Linked DNA regions of Homo sapiens: region 1 is linked to region 2. The links are chromatin loops, found by intact Hi-C in ENCODE. Cell type or tissue: chondrocyte. All regions are shown on one strand. Links, peaks and the distances in the headings refer to the core of each region. The heading gives the core; the rest is flanking DNA. Region 1 has its middle 330 kb from the start of THRB. Region 2 overlaps RARB (retinoic acid receptor beta).

Evidence for each region. A loop is a pair of places that touch in the nucleus more often than their neighbours do. Peaks named below come from ENCODE experiments on the same cell type or tissue, not always from the same donor. Only the 100,000 strongest peaks of a DNase experiment are listed, where the experiment ranks them.
Region 1: a loop joins it to region 2, with 2.5 times the contacts of the local background. A loop is called at or near these places in 3 of 110 quality-filtered maps.

The regions. Positions count from the first base shown.
Region 1 is chr3:24,826,538-24,831,917 of GRCh38, reverse strand. It overlaps a transcript of RARB not described here. Among named protein-coding and RNA genes, the nearest start is that of THRB, 330 kb to the right of the region's middle. In chondrocyte, for the core only: a CTCF peak has its summit at 2,526; DNase peaks (open chromatin) are centred at 1,332, 1,837 and 2,617.
Region 2 is chr3:25,591,900-25,597,265 of GRCh38, reverse strand. RARB (retinoic acid receptor beta) reads right to left here. Exons shown (of 8, transcript NM_000965.5): 6 at 3,559-3,763; 7 at 2,588-2,746; 8 at 1-846. The coding sequence ends at 650. Among named protein-coding and RNA genes, the nearest start is that of TOP2B, 70 kb to the left of the region's middle. In chondrocyte, for the core only: CTCF peaks have their summits at 2,825, 3,044 (motif pointing right) and 4,601; a DNase peak (open chromatin) is centred at 4,617.

The sequences.
Region 1 (5,380 bases), core at 253-5,252, 770 kb after region 2:
AAAAAAATAGTTATTCAGATTAACAAAACTGCTTCATCACACAATGTGTAGCTCTTCAATTTAGTTTTGTTATGATTTGCTAGCAAAGAAGTTTAGGGTCTGTCCATCTCCTAATTACGTATATATTGTTAAAGCTACCTGAGCCAAGTTAAATAAAATAAGGATGCCTAAAGTAGGTTAAATTTGCATTCTGATTATTTGCAACAGTTTCTAACCCCACAGTTTTTTTTTTTCCTTCATGCTTTAGGTAAGAATTACCTACTAGTTCCCCCCCACCATATCTATAAGCATCATGTATTTTTTTTTGTCCAAGAAGGAATATACTATACAATTTAGCTATTCATTTATGCAAATGATGGTAAACAGAATTATAAAGACAGATAATAAACAGCAAATGAGGTTATTTTGTTTCACGCTTTCTGTTGTCAGAGTTCTGAGCATGGTTTAGTGTTTTCTATTCATGACTTTATATTACCAAATTACTCCCTGATGGCGTCTCAGATGTGCTTTTGTCTGCAAATGAGAAGGAATAAAATACCAGGACATTAACGTTAAATTACAATCGTTAATGGCGTAAATACGAAAATAATTACTGCATCATACCATCAATTGTTATGTGTTCATTACTGAAGTTCTTGTAAAGCCTTCATTTTCTTGTTACAATTATTTTTTGCTTTATTTTTGTCTGGCTATTTTATAGCCCTGACAGTACTTTAGCAACATTCAGCAGTTACACAAGCCATTTAATCCGGCTCAAAGCTTCATTTAAACTTCATTTAGCTGCATTTTATTTGTGTATATATGCCTTTTACTTCTTTCTGACTGTCAAAAGGTACTTCTGGAGTAGGTGCTGCAAAGATGTGTCAAAGGAGGCTATCTAAAACCAGCAATAAACTTCAGAGAGGGTTTTAGACTTACTTTAACATGGCTCGATAAGATACCTTTATTAAATAATCAAACTTATTGCACCCCCATCCTGTAAAATTTTAGCTTCAGGGCTCTTTTCTTCTTCTTCTCCTACTTCTAGCACCTCTTTTAAAAATTAATTTATAAATCTGCGTCCAATTAGGCAAGATGCTTTTAAATCTCGGCTCTCGACTCTCTCCCATTCGGTTTCTTATCCTCCGCTCCGCCTCACCTGTCTTTCTCCCGCTCCTACCTCTTTCCTCTTCTCTCAGTGGTCCCTCCATAACTGGCAGGACAGGGACCCCCTCCAGATAGACAGACGGACAGACACACACACACACACACACCCCACACTCTGGCCGCCTGGTCCTGGAAGGGTCGTCCAAATGCACCCTTTTGTCTGTTCCACTCCGCGACCATCACTTCGCCTCTGCCTGCTTGCCTCCGGCGGGGAGTGTCAGGGAAACTCACCCCGCGCTGAGAGCTGGAAGGGGGCGGGGCGGAGGGGTGTGGAGGCACAGCGGGCGGTCCAGCACCCGAGCATCCTTAGCCACGGCGCGCGCGCACGTACACACACACACACACACACACGTCTTCTGTCACCTGTTCACTTTCAACGCCAGCTCTAGCTCTAGGTAAAACTTATCCCTCGTACCCACCCCCACCCCCACCTCCGGGAGTCCACCTACAAGACATCGGCGTGCACACCTTTTTCAAAATATCTGGAGGGAGAAAAGTGCACACTGGGGCACACTGCAATTACATAGATTCCAAGTACCTCTCTCTTCTCTGTTTTTCCGCCCATCGTCTCTACAATCACACACAGCCTCTTCCTGCCAAAGCGCGCACACAGCAAGAACCCCTTCGCGGCTGACAGTCCAGGCTTAGAGCCTCAGCCTCCAGGGCTCGGTCCCTGGCCGCGTCCCTGTGTCCGGCGCCAAGCCCCTAGTACTCTTCTCCAACTCCTGCCATGTGCAGCCTGGCGCTACCCGCTCCCTAGGCCCAGCCAATGCTCAAACTTTTTCTCGCCCTTTCTTCGGCCCCAAAGCATGCTGCAACCCAGAGGTCCGACACCCCGGCCTGGAGCTTAGATCCCCACAGGGGAATGGAGCGAGAACCTCTGCTCCCAAGGGCGCCAGGTTTCGCCGTGCCCAGCCCTAAGGTGCGCAGGACAGCGCTGGACCCGGCAGGGACGCGAAGGGAGCCGGGGCGGATCCGGCTGGCAGGTGCAACTTGCCAGCGACTCCTGGGTTCACGCCCCTGGGGAGGGCGGGTTTGGCCTAATGAGAACAAAGCTGGAGTCCGGGGAGACTGTCAGACAGGCGCTAAGACAATAGCAATAAAGGGAACTTGGAAGAGGACTGCTGCGCAAAGTTGTCCGCGAGTCCAGATGTCCTGGGATCGGTCGCGGGCTCCCGCTGCAGACCCCCCAACCCCCAGCCCCCGGCCCCGCCGCGGTACACGCAAAATCCCTGCTAGGCAGCCGGTCCCTGGATGCCATGCAAATGCCCTGGTCTTCCAGACCCAGCTTGGGGCTCCGGGGACGCTAGGGGCTTGGACAGCAGCCACCCAACAGGAAGACCCGCCAGCGCGCTCTCCTGGCTTTACCTTTTGGCGGGCTGCCTTGGAGTCCGCGGCGCGCCGCCCGCTGGCTGTGCCCTCAGCCCCTGCCGCCGCCGCTGAGAGCAGACAGCGGGAGCCCGGCTCGCTGCGCCCCGCCCCCTGGCGCCAGGCCCCGCCCCCGGGCGCCACGTCCCGCCTCTCCACGCTGGCCCGCAACCGCGCGGAGCCACGACGGCCCAGTGGGGTTTCCGCGTGAGCTGAGCCGGAGGCGGCGGCGGCCGCGCCTGCTACTGCTGCCACTGCTGCTGCTCTGGTTGCTGCCCCTGCCGCCTTCACCGCTGTGGCTGATGCATGCCACAGGCCAGCCAGGATGTCCCAAGTTGCCAAGGGGTACCGCCACCCTCCTCCGCAACAAAAGAAAATGAACTCCAGAATAGGACTACTCTGAGTGGGTTACATGCACCTGCAGCATCAGCATCACCTGGGGGCTTGCTAGAAATGCAAATTTCTGGGCCCTAACCCAGATCTAGTGAACCAAAATCTCTGGGAAGGGGGCCTAGCATTGTGTATTTTATGAAGCTCTCAGGGAGATTCCAAGCACATTAAAGTTGGAGAAGCACCGCCAAGAGAACTAAGTGGCTGATGAGATGCATGCTCCCTCAGTCCTGAGACCCACGAGCCCACCCTGGCTGAGGGTTTAACTTGGCAGTGTTTGCGAAGCTCAAGAGTACTTGTCTGCGCCCTGGATGTCATTCATCTTGCTTTATTGACTGAGAAGTCTTTAGAGATAAACAGAGGGGGGAATACATTTACTTCTGATCTGACAGCTCTAATGAGCTCAAAGAAGAATTCTGTAAACATTATTAAGTGTAATAAACACGTGTCGGCATCAGGCAATCTTCTCTGGAGAAGGCTTGGCAAAAGCCGGCATGAGCCAACGTTTTATTCATAATGTCTTTTTAACTTTATGTTGCCTGTGTAATAGGCCTTTGGCTTTGCTGTTGCCCAGACGGAAAATCATTACCCCAGTAATGGATGAGCCAGTTCAAAAGGAGAACCACTGGGACGCTGAGCACTTTCATTCCTAAATGCTATGTATGAGACACGAGGGAAACCATCTTCTGCCAATGTGCCATTTTAATTATCTAACTGGTGTACAGGTTTCTTGTTTCAACTTCCTAAGGCATCAACTATAGAAAACAAATAAAACTTAGCCATTCACTCACCATTTGTAGTGAGTTCTCCTTCTCACTTTTTCCCACTGTACTTTCCAGAACTTTGGACATTATTACATACAGATGTTCCTAGACTTGCGCCAGGGTTACCTTCTGATAAATACATTGTAAATTGAGAATATAAAAAATGCATTTAATACATATAACCTACTGAACATCAGAGCTTAGCCCAGTCAGAACACTTATAGTCGGTAGCCTACAGTGGGGCAGGATCATCTGGTAACACAGTACACTGTAGAATATCGGTGGTTTACCCCGGTGATTGCAAGGCTGGCTGCCACTGCTGCTGCCACTCAGCCTCTCTCTCAGGAGTATCCTACTGCTTTAGCACTATCGTAAAGTCAAAAAATTTAAAAACCGTAAGTTGAACCATCTTAAGTTAGGGACTGTCTGTACTGGGGGAATTGATGATCTATTGCCAGGGAAGAAAATGATGACACTGCCTTGACCTCCACTGCTAGCTCTAGGAATTGATTCTGGTTTTGAATATTTATTTGGGGTAGATGTAGAAGTTTGAACTGATTCTGGTTTTCAATGTTTATTTGGGGCAGATGTAGAAGTTTGAAGTTCCAGTCCTCAAGAAAGCCTGGTCAAATCCTTACTCTGGTGTCCAGAGCAAGTGAGCCTTCAAAAAAACCTCTTCTCTACCACCTTCATGTTCCCCTCCTTCCCAAAAAATGTCAACCTGCTCTCAGCACCAAAAGCGTTACCATTTTAAGTAATGAAAGAGAAACATTATTATCAAGAAAATCAGTCCATCAAAGAATCCAAAACAGTTTGGCTTCTCTTCCCAAATTCCAAGAGTAATATATATGGGAGAAAAGACTAGAAATCTGGAACCACAGTGCTTATTCTAGAAAGGATATAGAATAGGAAAGAAACGAAAGACAAGGAAAGGATGAAGGAACAAAAGAAGGGAAAGAAGGAGGCAGGAGGAAAGAAGGTAAGAAGAAAGAAGGAAGGAGAAGGAGAATGGGAGGAGAAAGGAAGGAAAAGAACATTAACCGCTACTAAGACTTTTGAAATTAGAAAGAAAATTGGAAAGAGATGGCAGGATTAATTGGGGACAATGTGGCAGGGAGCTCCATGCTTATCCAACTGTATGTCAAGAGTAGGTTTCTTAGGTCAGTTTCCAAAGGAACAGACCCTGAGTAAGGATTCAAGTGATTTATTAAGAAAGTGCTCATAGGAGAAATCAGTAAGAACATTGGGGAGAGTGGCAGGGGCAGCAGAACAGGAAAGGAGAAGAAGCTGAACAAGGGTCCAAAAGTCCCACAGCAGTGGATAGGGCTTGGCTTGATTCTGCAGGGAACTTCTAGAGTTTAAGTTAAGCCTCTAAATTGCCCCACACTGAATGAAGAGAGCTAGGCAGTTTATTGGTAAACAGCCTCCCAGGGGAAATAAACTTCTTGGCACATCTGTAGGCTCCAGTAGCTTGAGGGCAGTCTTTCAGAGAAAAAGAAAAGCAAAGTTGCTAGTAGTTGAAAGCAATGGAACTCAGAAATTTGGGGGAGGTGGGATGTCACCACAAAAAAATTGTAAAAAGAATTGTATAGTATGTGAGTTGATTCTTGACTTTGTCTACTTCAGACAAAGCCAAATGTGAGTTTTCCATTTTGGGTACCAAGCATGAGCTGAGTGGCTAACACCCCACCCAAGAGGGCTTGACATTGGGA
Region 2 (5,366 bases), core at 1-5,000:
TTTTACTGGGCAACATGAAATAAAAGATGCAGTTTGAGAGCATCAGAAAGAGCAAAGACAAGCTTCCATACTAACTAAAGTAGAATATCTTCAGCCTTATCTTGTCATACTGTACAATAGTCCTGTCAATAGTCCTGTTTCCTTACCTTGATGTCTTGACTATTCCATGAAAGCAAGACAGTTATCTTTTTGAACCTAGGTAGACGTGTACAGTAGTCTATTTCATAACCTTGGTGTCATGGTTATTTTGAGTATGCAAGACAAAAGGAAAGCACCAAACATACAGTATAGAAAGAACAGAGCCATACTTCTGTATGTACAAAGTCTTCAGAAACTTAACCAGGGGTAAATCATTTTGACTGGGTCTTTGCCATGCAATCTTGAGTGTTCAAAGAGGAAAATAGAAGCTTTTAACTAGTTTCTGGTTGCATGAAATGGCTGATTTTTTAAAATTGGAAAAGTTTGTATTTCTAGGTAAGTTACACAGTGAGGAGTATATATATTGATACATATGAAAACTTCTTGGTCCTTCTTGAGTTTTAATATCTTTTCAGTCCAAAAACTAAGCAGCAGTAAAAATGTTTTTTCTTGCATTTTAAATCCTGGAACTGAAGGTACTGGGGAATGTTTGAAGTAGCTAGAAAATGTCTTATTGCACGAGTGGTGACTGACTGACCCCACTGTTTTCCACTGAGCTGGGTGAGATGCTAGGACTGTGCTCTGCTGTGTTCCCACTTGAACTTGGGGTCAAGGGTTCATGTCCTTCAGAATTCTCCAGCATTTCTTGAATGAGAGGTGGCATTGATCCAGGAATTTCCATTTTCAAGGTAATTACACGCTCTGCACCTTTTCAAAAGAGATAATGGAAATATGGTTAAGATAAGGAGTTAAGCTATGACAGATAACCAGGGACCAATTTTCATATATTTTAACAGAGGTGTTTCCTAAGATTCTTGCTTAGGAATTATGAAATGTAGATATCAGGTGGCTTTTTGTTGAAAAAGATCTATCGATTACTATCACACTCATAAATACAAAGAAAGATAAATGTATTTGGAATGGGAACTGCATCCACCAAAAATCATGTGTTAGTTTATTGCAAAGTTAGTTAGATTGGGTTCTCAACCAGCTCAGACTCATAGTATGTTGATAGAGAGGGTCTTTTTATGATCTGCTAGAACTTCATTCGTCTTTTATGCAAGCAATAACTGATACAATTGCTCCTTTTGATAACAGAAAATTATGCAAACAATGCCTCCCAGAGGCTATCCTTATTTTACACCATTAAAACATTTTTACTTTGTGGAAAAGCAGCTGAGATATGGTGACGTTTAAATATGATGTCTTAGTTTCAGGAAATAACAATTTACAAAGAGAAGTTCCTGATGAAAGAAGTGTATCTTGAAAAAGACAGGTTGATGGCAGTTACCCACAAACAGAGGAGTTCACGATGTGCAGTGACTATTGACAACTAGATTTAGCAGCACTCTGTCCAGTACAATACCCACTAGGTAGCTAAATTTAAATTTGTTAAATAAAATGAGAAAAACAGTGCCTCAGTTGCATAAGCCACACTTCAAGTGCTCGAGAACCTCTTGTGTCTGGTGGCTACTGAACTGGACAGTACAGATTATTTCTGTAATTGCAGTAAATTCTATTAGATATCACTAGTCTAGTCATCTATACAGAATGATAGTATTATGTTAAACAGCCTCATTTTTAAAAATCAAAGATACCGTATTCACAACCACACTGGTATCTGCTGTTTACTTCTACTCTTAATTCCATGCAAGGATGAATTCAGAATGCTCATCTAGGAGACCTCTTAGAAGGAGCTCGAGTTAAGACTGCTTGTCAAACAAGTTCCCTGTGCTTTTAAGCACTTTCTGAAATACAGAGTTTATTCCTTGGCTAGCAAACATCTTCAGAGACAGAGTAAGTAGTCTGATGGGGAAAGGAGAATGACAATAGCCCATTTGGTACCAGGGATAGCTGCTGAGTTGTCTCTCTACATAGAAAAACCTTACTGTTAAACACTCAACTGTGATATGGATCTAGGCACCTCTATTAATTGCTTGAGTTGCTACATAAACAGAAAATCACTAGGCAAAGAATATACCTCTTAGGCAAGAATTCCTTTGCTTAGAAGTGTGCAGAAGAAAATCTGCCTATATACAAAAGAGCAATGGCTAAAGTGATTGAGAGAAACTTAACAAAGGTTTAGATATTCAAGAAAAACTGGAGTCAAGGTAACATAAACCAGAGATGTGTAGAAAGCTGGAATTAAATGTATGAACCTAGAGAATTAGCCTGTTTTAGTACATTCTCTTGAAAACAATGTTTTTCTAATCAGTCATGAATTTTAAAGCTCTCAATCGTTAAGATAATTGAATAGGGTAAGATTTGAGGTGTTTTTTTTTTTTTTTTAGAGGGGGGAGGGATAGTATTTCCTTTTGATTTCAATGAGAAATGAGTTCCAAGACTTTAAAAGCAGCCATTAAACATCCTGAATTGAATAAAGCAACACAACCTGGTAAGGCCCTCAAGTCCACTGTGTGACTACAGTACTGAGAGCACGAAGACATACCTTTAGCACTGATGCTACGGAGATCTGTGATTTTCATTAAGATCTTTGGAAACATGTGAGGCTTGCTGGGTCGTCTTTTTCTGATATAAATTTTTAGTGCTTCCAGCAATGGTTCTTGTAGCTTATCTACTTTTGTCGGTTCCTCAAGGTCCTGGCGGTCTGGATACCAGGAATAAAGTATTAAACAAAATCAGGATTTATGCCCTTTTCCCCTCTTCCTTGTTTCCTTATTCCTACTGTTATGAGTTCATTAATTTGGTAATTCAATTACATACACAAATTTGCAGACTTATGCAGTTGCTTTAAGCAGTGATACTTGAAAAACAAAAAAAAACTGCCCCCCCTTGGTAGTATAAACATTTTGATGCCTGGTTGCTTTTGTCCCAGGGAAAGAATTACCTCCTTTGACCAGAAGGTGTCACTACCAAACTGAATTAAAACAAATCTTGAGCAGGATGGTTATTTTAGCATAAAATAAATCTGCTCCTTAATTAAAACCATTACTTTTTAACCACTTACGATTCAGCCTCCTATAGGCCAGTAGGGGTCACTACAAAGAAGAAAGCTAAATTTTATCCCAGTCCTGCAAGGGTTGGTGGGAGGGCCCAGCCAAATACTTGTATGCCTACCCACTAGATAACAAACAGCACATACAAGTCCCTTGTCATCATTCAAATGTCCCCAGACAATTCATTTTATAATAGTGTGATCCTGCCTTTAAGAAAAAAAATCTGTGGCAATTGGAGTAATAGCTTTTTGGGATTTCTTTCTGAGCAGAAGGATCCCAAATACCATTAGTTAATTTGTAACAACATGGAAAAATACAATGAAACCAGGCATGTATGCCTGGCTTTATTCACATGTTTTCCCATGTAAAACAACTCCAAAAGGGAAATGAGGAATTTTTCACAAATTACAAGTATAAACTGTTCTTCATGGAATTTCATGAGGCTTTTCTACATAGTTGGTACCTCCACAGATTAAGCAGATGGCACTGAGAAGGCCTGTTTCTGTGTCATCCATTTCCAAAGGCAGGAGCTGGTTGGCAAAGGTGAACACAAGGTCAGTCAGAGGACCAAATCCAGCATTGTGCATCTGAGTTCGATTTAGGGTAAGGCCGTCTGAGAAAGTCATGGTGTCTTGTTCTGGGGTATACCTGGTGCAAATTCTAAGAATCTGGAAGGAAAAAAAAATTGATGGATGTTCTAAGCCATCCTGTCCTGAAATCATCAATCAGATGTAAGCAGGAAATAACATGAAGATTTCCAAGGAGCTCTTGGGGCAGTCTGTCCCCCTTTCACATGTTGAATGTCTTCTTTAGCTCTTTCATTAAGAGACTACAGAAGTCAAAACCCAGGGGCTAAAGTTTTTTAGGAAACACTAAACAGGACATAAGAAATTTTGAGAAATATCTTTTTAAAAGTAATTCATTACTTGACTCAAATAAACATTTACTGAGTGCCTAATTATGTCCCAGGCACTGTGCCAGGTGCTGGAGATAAAAAAAAAAAAAGATGAATAAGATTCTATTTTTTAAGAGCTTACAGTCTGCAATAAATGACAATTTATTAAATGCATAGTATATATCAAGTTTTGTACATACCCTACATTCAATCTTTCAAACAGCTTGGTAAAGTGAATATTATTCTTATTTTACAAATGAAGGACTTAAGGCTCAGAAAGGTTAGGTGATGTGCCCAATGTCACATAGTTAACATGTAACTGAATCTGACTCAAACCCAAGTTAGGCTCTCTCTCCCATGATGCCTCTGATCACACGGTTACACAGGCAGCTGTAATACAAGGGACATGAGTGAAACCAGCAAGGTACTAGGGAGTTCAGAAAAAGGAAAGCTCAGAAATAGCCAGGAGGAAATCAAGGGCAGATCCATAAAGAGGTAGCATTTCAACCGAACCCTAAAGTGTAGGCAGGATTTCTACAGGCAAAAAGCCTGAGTCACTCTGCCAGAGTCTCCCAGTCCCACCCAGTGTATGCTTGACACATAACCCTGTTGGCCCCCTGGGGCGCTAGCTACTAAGGAGACTCTTGCTCACTGCCCTGTGCCTCTAGGCCTCACTCAGAGCAAAACAAACTAAAAATGCCTTGCTTCTGTAGATACTCAATCCTGGTTCATGTTTCCACTGCCCTATTAAGCCTAAATGCTGGTAAGGAGCTCCGTGCATTGCAGAGCACTTCCCCACCCAGAACCACATTTCTGCACCGACAATAAAGGGTCTCTGCTGACCAGGTTTCCATACTTGACTTTTCTCTCTGAAAAAGTTTCAGAGCTGCTTGAAGCACAGAGAGAAGTAAATCCCACCTGGACAAAAGTGAATAACTCAGGAGGTTGAAGAAGTTGAAAGTTTTTCCCAGATAATGGCATTCAATTTGACTGGGTATAGTCCTGTGAATGTCCACCTCAGTGTCAACCTACAGGAGGGCAGATGTGATCAGAAAGGCCTGCATTATTCCTGTTACACAGCCATGTGCAGAGAGGAGTGGCCTCTGAGGAAGACACAGGACCTCTACCTAGGAGGAGTAGTAAAGCCCTCTCCATCCTGCCCATATTCCCATCAGGTCTCCTAAAAGAAAAACTTCTGTCAAATCTCTCATCTTGTCAGGGAAACACTGGGGGTTTGGGACCAGGACACTTCCCATGGGGAAGACAGTCCTATCTGACTGGTGGTGGATCCACAAGAGCCTCAAACCCACTGGACCACATGAACCATGATGGGACAGTTGTACTGCAATGGTCACATGCTTTTGGGTTCTCTAAAT